2 separate regions of the Homo sapiens genome follow, and region 2 is linked to region 1. The links are chromatin contacts, found by Hi-C in ENCODE. All regions are on one chromosome and are shown on one strand. Each heading gives the region's core, a stretch centred on a gene start or an enhancer-like site at or near the end of the contact. The rest is flanking DNA. Distances are from core to core; before and after follow the strand shown.

The links. A loop is a pair of places that touch in the nucleus more often than their neighbours do.
Region 2: a loop to region 1 is called in a map of tibial artery, with 27 times the contacts of the local background. The contact joins the promoter of FAM225A here to the promoter of BSPRY in region 1. A Hi-C loop is called at or near these places in 1 of 168 maps with a recorded cell type or tissue (tibial artery).

What each region holds. Positions count from the first base shown.
Region 1 is chr9:113,346,367-113,350,790 of GRCh38, forward strand. BSPRY (B-box and SPRY domain containing) reads left to right here and starts at 3,175. Exons shown (of 6, transcript NM_017688.3): 1 at 3,175-3,414. The coding sequence starts at 3,214. RefSeq lists silencers at 3,143-3,212, 3,243-3,522.
Region 2 is chr9:113,111,099-113,115,522 of GRCh38, forward strand. FAM225A (family with sequence similarity 225 member A) reads left to right here and starts at 1,798. Exons shown (of 3, transcript NR_024366.1): 1 at 1,798-2,065; 2 at 2,459-2,565; 3 at 3,322-4,424. FAM225B (family with sequence similarity 225 member B) reads right to left here and starts at 579. Exons shown (of 3, transcript NR_024376.1): 1 at 312-579.

The DNA of each region.
Region 1 (4,424 bases), core at 1,925-4,424:
CACCCCTTGAATTTCTTGATATGCCACCTAATAAAGGGTTGCCACTGCCTTAGGGCAGTGTTTCTAGAAACAGTCAAGGGGCTCCTTTGCATCCTAGTCAAGGAGTGACTGCCACAGATGCAGCTTCTTGGCTTCATCCCAGACTTAATGGATGAAAATCTTACCGGAAAGTCTGCGTGTTTTACAACTCCTCCTCTTTCCCCTCCTGACCATCCCCTGTCCTCCAACGATTCCGAAGCCTGATAAAGCTTAAGAGCTATAACCGGGGAGTTTATGAGTATCCCAGATGTGTCCTGCAGGGCTTGATGAACAGATAGGGAAAGGGCGATTCTCCAGTTCCAGTCCAACTTGGCTCATAAGTGGTGAAACAGAGGAACCCGACTTGATAAAAGTAAATCTACTCCTACCTTAGCCCTTTGCATTTGCTGATGCCACTACCTGAAAGTAATTCTGGTGATTTAGGGGCTGTTTTCCAGATCCTGGACCTGGTAGGGCCAATGACTGCTCTAGGGCCACACCCAGTGAAGGCCCCCCTCCCCCCCCCCCACCTTTCCCTAAGGATTTTAACCCTTGTTCCTCCCCCTGCCCTCCACAACCTCTTTTCTTTCTTTTCTTTTCTTTTCTTTCTTTCTTTCTTTTTTTTTTTTTTTGAAACAGAGTGTTGCTCTGTTGTCCAGGCTGGAGTGCAGTGGCGCGATCTCAGCTCACTGCAACCTCCACCTCCTGGGTTCAAGCGATTCTCATGCCTCAGCCTCCCCAGCAGCTAGGATTACAGGTGTGCACCACCATGCCCGGCTAATTTTTGTGCTTTTAGTAGAGACGGGGTTTCACCATGATGGCCAGACTGGTCTCGAACTCCTCAAGTGATCCGCCTGCCTCAGCCTTCCAAAGTGCTGGGATTACAGGCATGAGCCACTGCTCCTGGCCACACAACCTCTTTTCTTTTTAGCCTTCACACAAAAAGCACCTCCTATTTTCTTTGTTTTCACCATAGGGTTTAATAATTCCCCATCCCCAGTCCTTAGAAGGAAAAAATTCTAACCACAATCTCTAATTACCATGGCCTATTTCCCTCCCCACCCCCAGAGGAGTGTAGATGCTGTTATGAGGCCATCACCCTCCCACTGGGATGCACTGGAAACTTCTTTAGATGCCAGGAAAGCAGCACCCCTGTCGCCAAAGAACCTCACACAATTTACATTCTGAAACCTGCTACAACTGTATTTACAGATCCTCACACATATAATAAAACCTTTTATTATCCCCTACTGTATATCAGACACCCAAAGTAAATACTTTGTAGACAAGATCTCATTTCATTCTTGAAGTAGCCCTCTAAGGTAGATGATAGTATTATTATCACCTCTGTTGTAGAGATAAGAAAACAGACACAGAAGCTGTGAGTAACCTGACCAAGATCCCATAGCTGTAAGCTGCATAGCTGGGATGAAACCAATGACTATATTTCACTCAGTGTTCTCTCTAATCATATGGTGTAATATTGTCTATCTGGGGTGACAATGTGTCCCCATTGGATGATGACACCACTGTGTACCGCTCTGGGTAGCTCTGGGGCTGTTAGCTGCCCTTACCCCTCAGGTGCTAAAGCAGTAGTGGCTGAGAAGGAAAGGGTTCTATCTCCTTTGTGTGGCCATTGCTTAGAGAAGCTTCAGAGTAGAGGTGCTAGAGCCCCTGTGAGCTATGGGATGTAATGTTTCTCTTTCGGTTTAGCTCCCGCCTGTGTTCAGTTCTGATGCACTCAGAGTACTCTCTGACACCTGAAGGCCTGGGCCCTTCCCCTTTTGAGAGAGTGCCCAGCTTTCTGCCAAGACTCCTAAGAAAGAATTTGGGGTTGGTGGCCGGGCGCGGTGGCTCACACCTGTAATCCCAGCACTTTGGGAGGCTGAAGGGGGGAGATGGCTTGAGCCCAGGAGTTTGAGATCAGCCTGGGCAACATGGCAAAACCCTGTCTCTACGAAAAATACAAAACTTAGCTGGGCACGGTGGCATGTGCCTGTAGTCCCAGCTACTCAGGAGGCTGAGGTGGGAGGATCACTTGAGCTGGGGAGGTCGAGGCTGCAGTGAGCTATGATTACACCACTGCACTCCAGCCAGGGTGACACAGTGAGACCCTATCTCAAAAAAATAAAAAAAAATAAAAAAAAAAAAGAAGAAGAAGAATTTAGAGCTGGAGAGCAGCGTTCTCCTTGTATGCCCAGACAGACTAGACTGGATCCCCAGCAGAGGGCTCAATCTGGGCTCAGACTAATATATAAGATCCTGAGGGTGGGAAAAGCCCTAAACAGCTCAGGAACATGTTAGCAGTTTTTCTTTCTGGGGTGGGAGTGGGTGGATTTTTCTTCCACATGCTTATTTGCATATTTTGTTTTCTTCGAAATAAAAAGGCATTACTTTTTTTCAATGCTAGTTTAAAAAGAAAACTCAAATATTCAAATTCAAAAAGTTTGGATGTAAATACTTTGGGAAAATCAGCCTAATACAGATATTTCTCACTGGGCCTCAATGTTCAATTTAAAAAATTATTAATTATAGTAACCTTAAGTCACACTGCCTAGGTTCCAATCTCATAGCTACCAATTAGTAACTGTGACCCTTGGCAAGCCACTTAACTTCCATAAAAATGGGATCCTAATAGTACTTTCCTCGCACTGTTAGTAGACACTTAGCGATTGCAGCTGCTATGTTCCAGATATTGTTTTACGTATTTAGCGTATTTACTCCTCAGACGTCTGGGAGGCAGGTACTCTCACCCCATTTTACAGCTGGAGTTCCCACCCAGTGAGCAGCCAAACGGGATTTGAACCAGGCAGTTTCTCAGCAGAGCCTTGCTTGAAGCTAGGCATCTAAAGCTGCCTCTCAAAAAGGGCAGTGGTCGGGATTACATAACAGAACGCTTGCAAAGCTCTCAGCGAAAGCCTGGCACTTAATAAGTGCTCAATAAAGTTTCCTACGGTCACAGTAATATTTGGAGTTTTATGTTTGTTGTAGAACAAATACGCATACAATCGCGATTTCATTCAACAAGGAATTTAAAGAGACCTGCTGCCCCGGGCGGGATGGGAGCGCGGGTTGGGTGGGAGGAGGCGCAGCTGCGGGGCGCGCTGGCGCACCGGGAGGGCCGGGGGCGGGGTCAGCCAGGCCCCGCCCGCCGCCACCTGCGACAGGTGGAGCGCACGGGGCGGGCGCACGGCCATGTCCGCCGAGGGCGCGGAGCCGGGGCCGGGGTCCGGGTCCGGGCCCGGGCCGGGGCCACTCTGCCCCGAACACGGCCAGGCTCTGAGCTGGTTCTGCGGCTCCGAGCGACGGCCCGTGTGCGCCGCCTGCGCGGGGTTGGGCGGTCGCTGCCGGGGGCACCGCATCCGCCGGGCGGAGGAGCGCGCCGAGGAGCTGCGGGTGAGCGGGTGTGGGCGCCGGAAGGCGAGGGCTCCGGAGACCCCGGGCGCGCCTGGCGGGACCCGGCAGGGACTGGGGAGCCTGGGGCTGGGCGGACTCGACACCCGGCCCCGGAGCCTAGGCTCCTCGGTGGCTTTGGCTGTAGGACTAGGCGGTTAAGGGTGTGGCCTCTGAAGTCAGGCTGGCCTGAGTTCGAATCTACTCCCTGTGAGTCACGTAACTCTGAGCCTCAGTGTCTTCATCTGTAGTTTGGGGACAACAACAATAATAATAGCGCGTATTTATTAGAGTTGTGAGAAATAAATAAGATAGTGGGTAAAATGCTTAGCGATAAGGGGATCCAGGCTCCCCAGGCCCCTTCCATTGCTCTGTTGAGGAAGCTGGGGCTGGCATGAAAGGCTCAGCTGCTCCAGTTCTCAGCGCAGGGTGTGCCCCAGCTCCCGCCCCTGTGGAAACTGACACTGATAAAATCCAGCGCGACCGTATCCCTTAACCCCTGGACTCAAAGCCCCCCTCCTCCTTTCGCCTCTTCCCCCTGCTCCTAACCCCTTCTGGCTTCTGGTGCGGTGATCTCTTTTTCGCTTTCAGGATTGGCCTTGACTGTACTTCAGGCTGGTTTAAGGGCTTCAGCTGGATAAACGGTGGGGGTAGGGAGAATATCAGGGGATTCCCCTTCACCCAGGCTTTCTCGCCACCTCCACTTCCAGCTCGGCTCCAGGGTGGCCACCTCCTTGTCATCACCATTCTCCTGAGCTGCTGAGATTGGGAGAGTCGAAGTCACCTTGGGCTTCTCTGTGGCCCCTGGGGATTTCCTTGCAATTTGATTAAACAGCTTGTTTCTCCCAACCCGACTCTGCAGTTCACCCCTGCTGTGAAGCCTGAGGGCTCTGGCTGGGGACTTCGCCTACCCAGAGTGACCTGTAATAAACACATCTTATATAGGGTGCTGGGCTCGGGAGGGGTTCAGTTTTTCAGCAACACCCAAAAGCTCCTGGTTCGTCCTACCTGTT
Region 2 (4,424 bases), core at 548-3,047, 240 kb before region 1:
TGGCCACAGGAAGATGCGTACATATCGTCCCGCCCTAAGATCGTGTTTTGAAAGTGGGCGACTTTGGAAATTAACTGAGGCTGTAACCGCAGAGCTGACGGGATGGGGGAGCTGCTCTGATGAGTCTCCAGAGCGGCCCGGTGACCGCAGGAGCTCTGAGTCATCAAAGACCGGGGCCAGGGAGCCTGGAAGAGGAAGGGCCCGCTGCTCCCGGGCCACGCCGGGACACATGAGTTAGGGGCAAAATTTAATGCCGCAACAAAGCGACTCATTTTTTTGGAACTGAGGCTGTTCCAGAACTTCTTACTCACTCTCGGCGCCGCCCCCGCGCTTCCAGGCCCCGGACCCGCCGCAAACACCGCTGGGCTTGGACTCAAACCGCGGTCCGGTCCCACCCGGTCTGGTCCAGTCCCGTTGGAGGCGGCGGTTGGGCTCAGCGCCAGGCGCGCGCCCTCTGCTGGCCGTTGGGAAGCGGCGAGGGAAGCGCTGAGCTCGCGGCCGAGCGGTGGTCGCTCGCCCCCTCGCGGGCTCTCCCGGAATCGCTGACATTCTCCGTCCCTTGCTCTCTGCTCCTGGCTGGGGACGCTCTGCTCCAGCCTTGCCTGCTCCCTTTCCTGGGATACGCCTTGGAGCCATGGCTTAAAAGTAAGGACATCTTCATGCATTTGAGATACCTGAATAGTAGATATCTGAATAGTATCTCCTCTTAGTCAGGCCTGAATACAAAGACCTGCTCCTAGTTCTCTTGGGAAACAGGACATAGTCTCAAAATCCAGAAGACCCAAGACTCCTGTTCCCACCACCACATTCTGCAGGCTTCAACCAGCTGGACATGGAGGGCCATGGTGGTGCGTGAGATAAGATCTCCTGGAGAAACTACTACCCTCCAGCCTTGATCACTATCAGGAAGATGAAAGCAGGAAATCTACTTTGTCCCTGTTTGGGAATCGCTGTCTAAAGGTTCTTCCAAAAATTTGCCCCCATCTGAAGGCAAAGAAATACAGTCTTTGCCTGGGAGGTTTTTAGGGGTGAAATTGAAGTGCTCTTCTTCCACCAGGCGCGATGTATCACGCCTGTAATCCTAGCATTTGGGAGGCTGGAGGTGAGAGAGGTGAGAGGCTGAGGGGGAAGGATCCCTTGAGGCCAAAGTTAGAGACCAGCCTGGGTAACATAACAAGACCCCATCTTAAAAAAAATTACATTACATGAAAATATGGTTTTATTTCCCTTCATGTGACGTTTCCCACAGGAAAACTGTAGAGGAAGTTAAACTTGTGGCTCTTTCTAATCAATTATACAGATGGTTTGCCCAGCTCAAAAAGAAATCGCAACTCTTTTGCCCCGGTTGGCAAATATTAGTACCAAAATCATGGAATTATTTTGACAATATCTTGTACATTATGAGTTACAAAAATGTTTAGAGAGAAGAAAATTTGTATTCCTTGAATGAATATTATTTGTAATATTCTTTGATCTATTACAATGATATAAAATGGCATTTGCTGTTCTTCTGTTTGAACTTATCTTGTGACACTTTCTTCAGAATGGTATTTTGTTAAAACTGGTAGGTATTATAAAAATAAACAGTGACCAGTAGCTTGATTGTATTACAAATTTTTCTTTCATGTAAGAGGTTGGGGCAGGTATTTCTCATCAGGTGACTCACCTGTTTGGCTGTCTCCCAAACAGTGATTTAGAACATGGGTTACCTGGTGTTTTGAGGCTTTGATTACCGTATAACTGATTTTGTAATTGTGGTGCTTAGGTCTATTCCAATCCATGTAAATGGAGCATCCCCAGCCAGGAGCAGAGAGCAAGGGACGGAGAATGTCAGCGATTCCGGGAGAGCCCGCGAGGGGGCGAGCGACCACCGCTCGGCCGCGAGCTCAGCGCTTCCCTCGCCGCTTCCCAACGGCCAGCAGAGGGCGCGCGCCTGGCGCTGAGCCCAACCGCCGCCTCCAACGGGACTGGACCAGACCGGGTGGGACCGGACCGCGGTTTGAGTCCAAGCCCAGCGGTGTTTGCGGCGGGTCCGGGGCCTGGAAGCGCGGGGGCGGCGCCGAGAGTGAGTAAGAAGTTCTGGAACAGCCTCAGTTCCAAAAAAATGAGTCGCTTTGTTGCGGCATTAAATTTTGCCCCTAACTCATGTGTCCCGGCGTGGCCCGGGAGCAGCGGGCCCTTCCTCTTCCAGGCTCCCTGGCCCCGGTCTTTGATGACTCAGAGCTCCTGCGGTCACCGGGCCGCTCTGGAGACTCATCAGAGCAGCTCCCCCATCCCGTCAGCTCTGCGGTTACAGCCTCAGTTAATTTCCAAAGTCGCCCACTTTCAAAACACGATCTTAGGGCGGGACGATATGTACGCATCTTCCTGTGGCCAGCAGCAGTGATGGCAACGCTGTAGGCACCTCCTTCCCTTAGGAAGAAGCCAAACATTTCACGAAGTCCTTCTGTGCTTTTAGACGAAACTGGAAAATGGCCTTCATTGGAAAAGCCCCAGTCCTCGGGGAGCAGATCCCCCATCTCTGGCAGTGCAGTGTGCCTGGGAGCTGTCTGGAACATTCCGCAAGTGAGTACTTTTCCTTTTCTTTGGTGACAACTTTATAGGTTGAATGGAATTTGCCAAAATTTAGTTTCCCATCGTGCCCAACGCTTGTACAACTCTCAGAGTGTTGCAGTTACAGGATCTGACCATGGCTTGATTTAAAATGTGGATATTTTGCTCACAATGGAATATTTAGCATGAATTTTGATTTTTAAAATGTTGCATTAAGGCCGGGCATGGTGCCTCACGCCTGTAATCTCAGCACTTTTGGAGGGCAAGGCGGGCAGATCATCTGAGGTCAGGGGTTCAAGATCAGCCTGGCCAACCTGGTGAAACCCCGTCTCTACTAAAAATACAAAAATTGGTCAGGTATGGTGGCGGGTGCCTGTAATCCCAGCTACTGGGGAGGCTGAGGCAGGATAATTATTTGAACCTGGGAGGTGGAGGTTGCAGTGAGCCGAGATCTTGCCACTGCACTCCAGCCTGGGCAACACAGAAAGATTCCGTCCAAAAAAAAAATTAACAAAATAAAATAAAATAAAATGTTGCATTACTGTGTTACTTTTTCATGGGAATAGTAACTAATGAAGCTAGCAGGCGTGATGAAATCCCAGCACTGTAGCAATCGCTCCATGAAGACGAGCCGCACTGCCCTTTCCCTCCCCACTGGGTATCTAGGGGCCCTCTGGTGGTTTCTTCCTAGACTTACTTCATGGGGACTTCCAGGGGAGCCCGGCCTCAGGTAGGTGACTGCACTTCATCTGGGCTCTTCTTTTCCAGCGGTCACTCCTCTGCCCTGCATTGGCCTTGACCACATGACCCAGAGGTGCAGGGAGAAGCCTCCCTTGGATGCTTGGAGTGACTTCAGCTGCTGAGAGTGTCTAAGGAGAGCCGGGAACACCGCACGCTTCCTGCAGATGGCGGGGCAGACCTGTGTGCAAGAGTGCCTGAAGGGGATCTCCCGTGGCGCTACCTGGTCCAGGGAGGTCACAGAGAGCTCCTCCACCCTGAGCACAGGGGGTCCCACCAAGGACAAGGACAAGATTCAGCACCGTCGCACACAGAACAGCTACCTGGAGCCACAGGTCACTTTCCAAAAAGGGAGTTTCCAGGCCAGAAGCCATCCCTGCAGCATTGTCTTTGTGCTCCAAGAGAAGCCCTGGCACACACTTCTGCTCAGATGGAACCACTGTTCCCTCAGTGTCCTTGTCAGTACCAGCTGGTGACTTTCCTACTCAAACCCTTCCCTCACTCTCTGCCTCATTTTCTCAAGGTGCCGTGTTTGCCTGAAAGGACATTGGCAGCCAGCAGGGGCGGCGGCTGGTCCTCTAGATGGGCACGAATGCCATTGGCAGGCAATGGGGCAGACTCCATGGAAAGATGCTTCTCTTCCTCAAGGTATGCACTCAGCGGGGAGACCTCATTGTCAAGTTCAGAGTTACGCTGCAGACTGCACAGCACCTCGCCTGCTTCTAGGGCCTGCTCCGGTCAGCCCAGGACCCACCACAGCAGGACCCCCCATCCTGTGCTCACCCGGGGCTTGTCCATGGCACTGGAAACTCCTTCCTGTTCCTGATCCCCCTCTGGGCGAGGGGTGGGCAGGGACATGTGGCTCGTGCCGAGGTCTAATACTGTGTTCCCAGCATGGAAGCAGGTGGGGACACTTCCTGTGGCATGCAGGATTCCGTGTAGAAAGCTGTGACTGTCACCCCTCCTCCCCACTCAGTTTTGTTAGTGGACCTTTCCCTGGCCCTTCTCTCCTTGGCCCCCTCTTGGCAGGAGAGAGGAGGAGAGGATCTCACTTTCCCCCTGTACCAGCCACACCCTCGGTCTGCGGGGTTCCCAGCAGCTGGCCAGGGATGCTCCACACCTGGAGGTCAAGT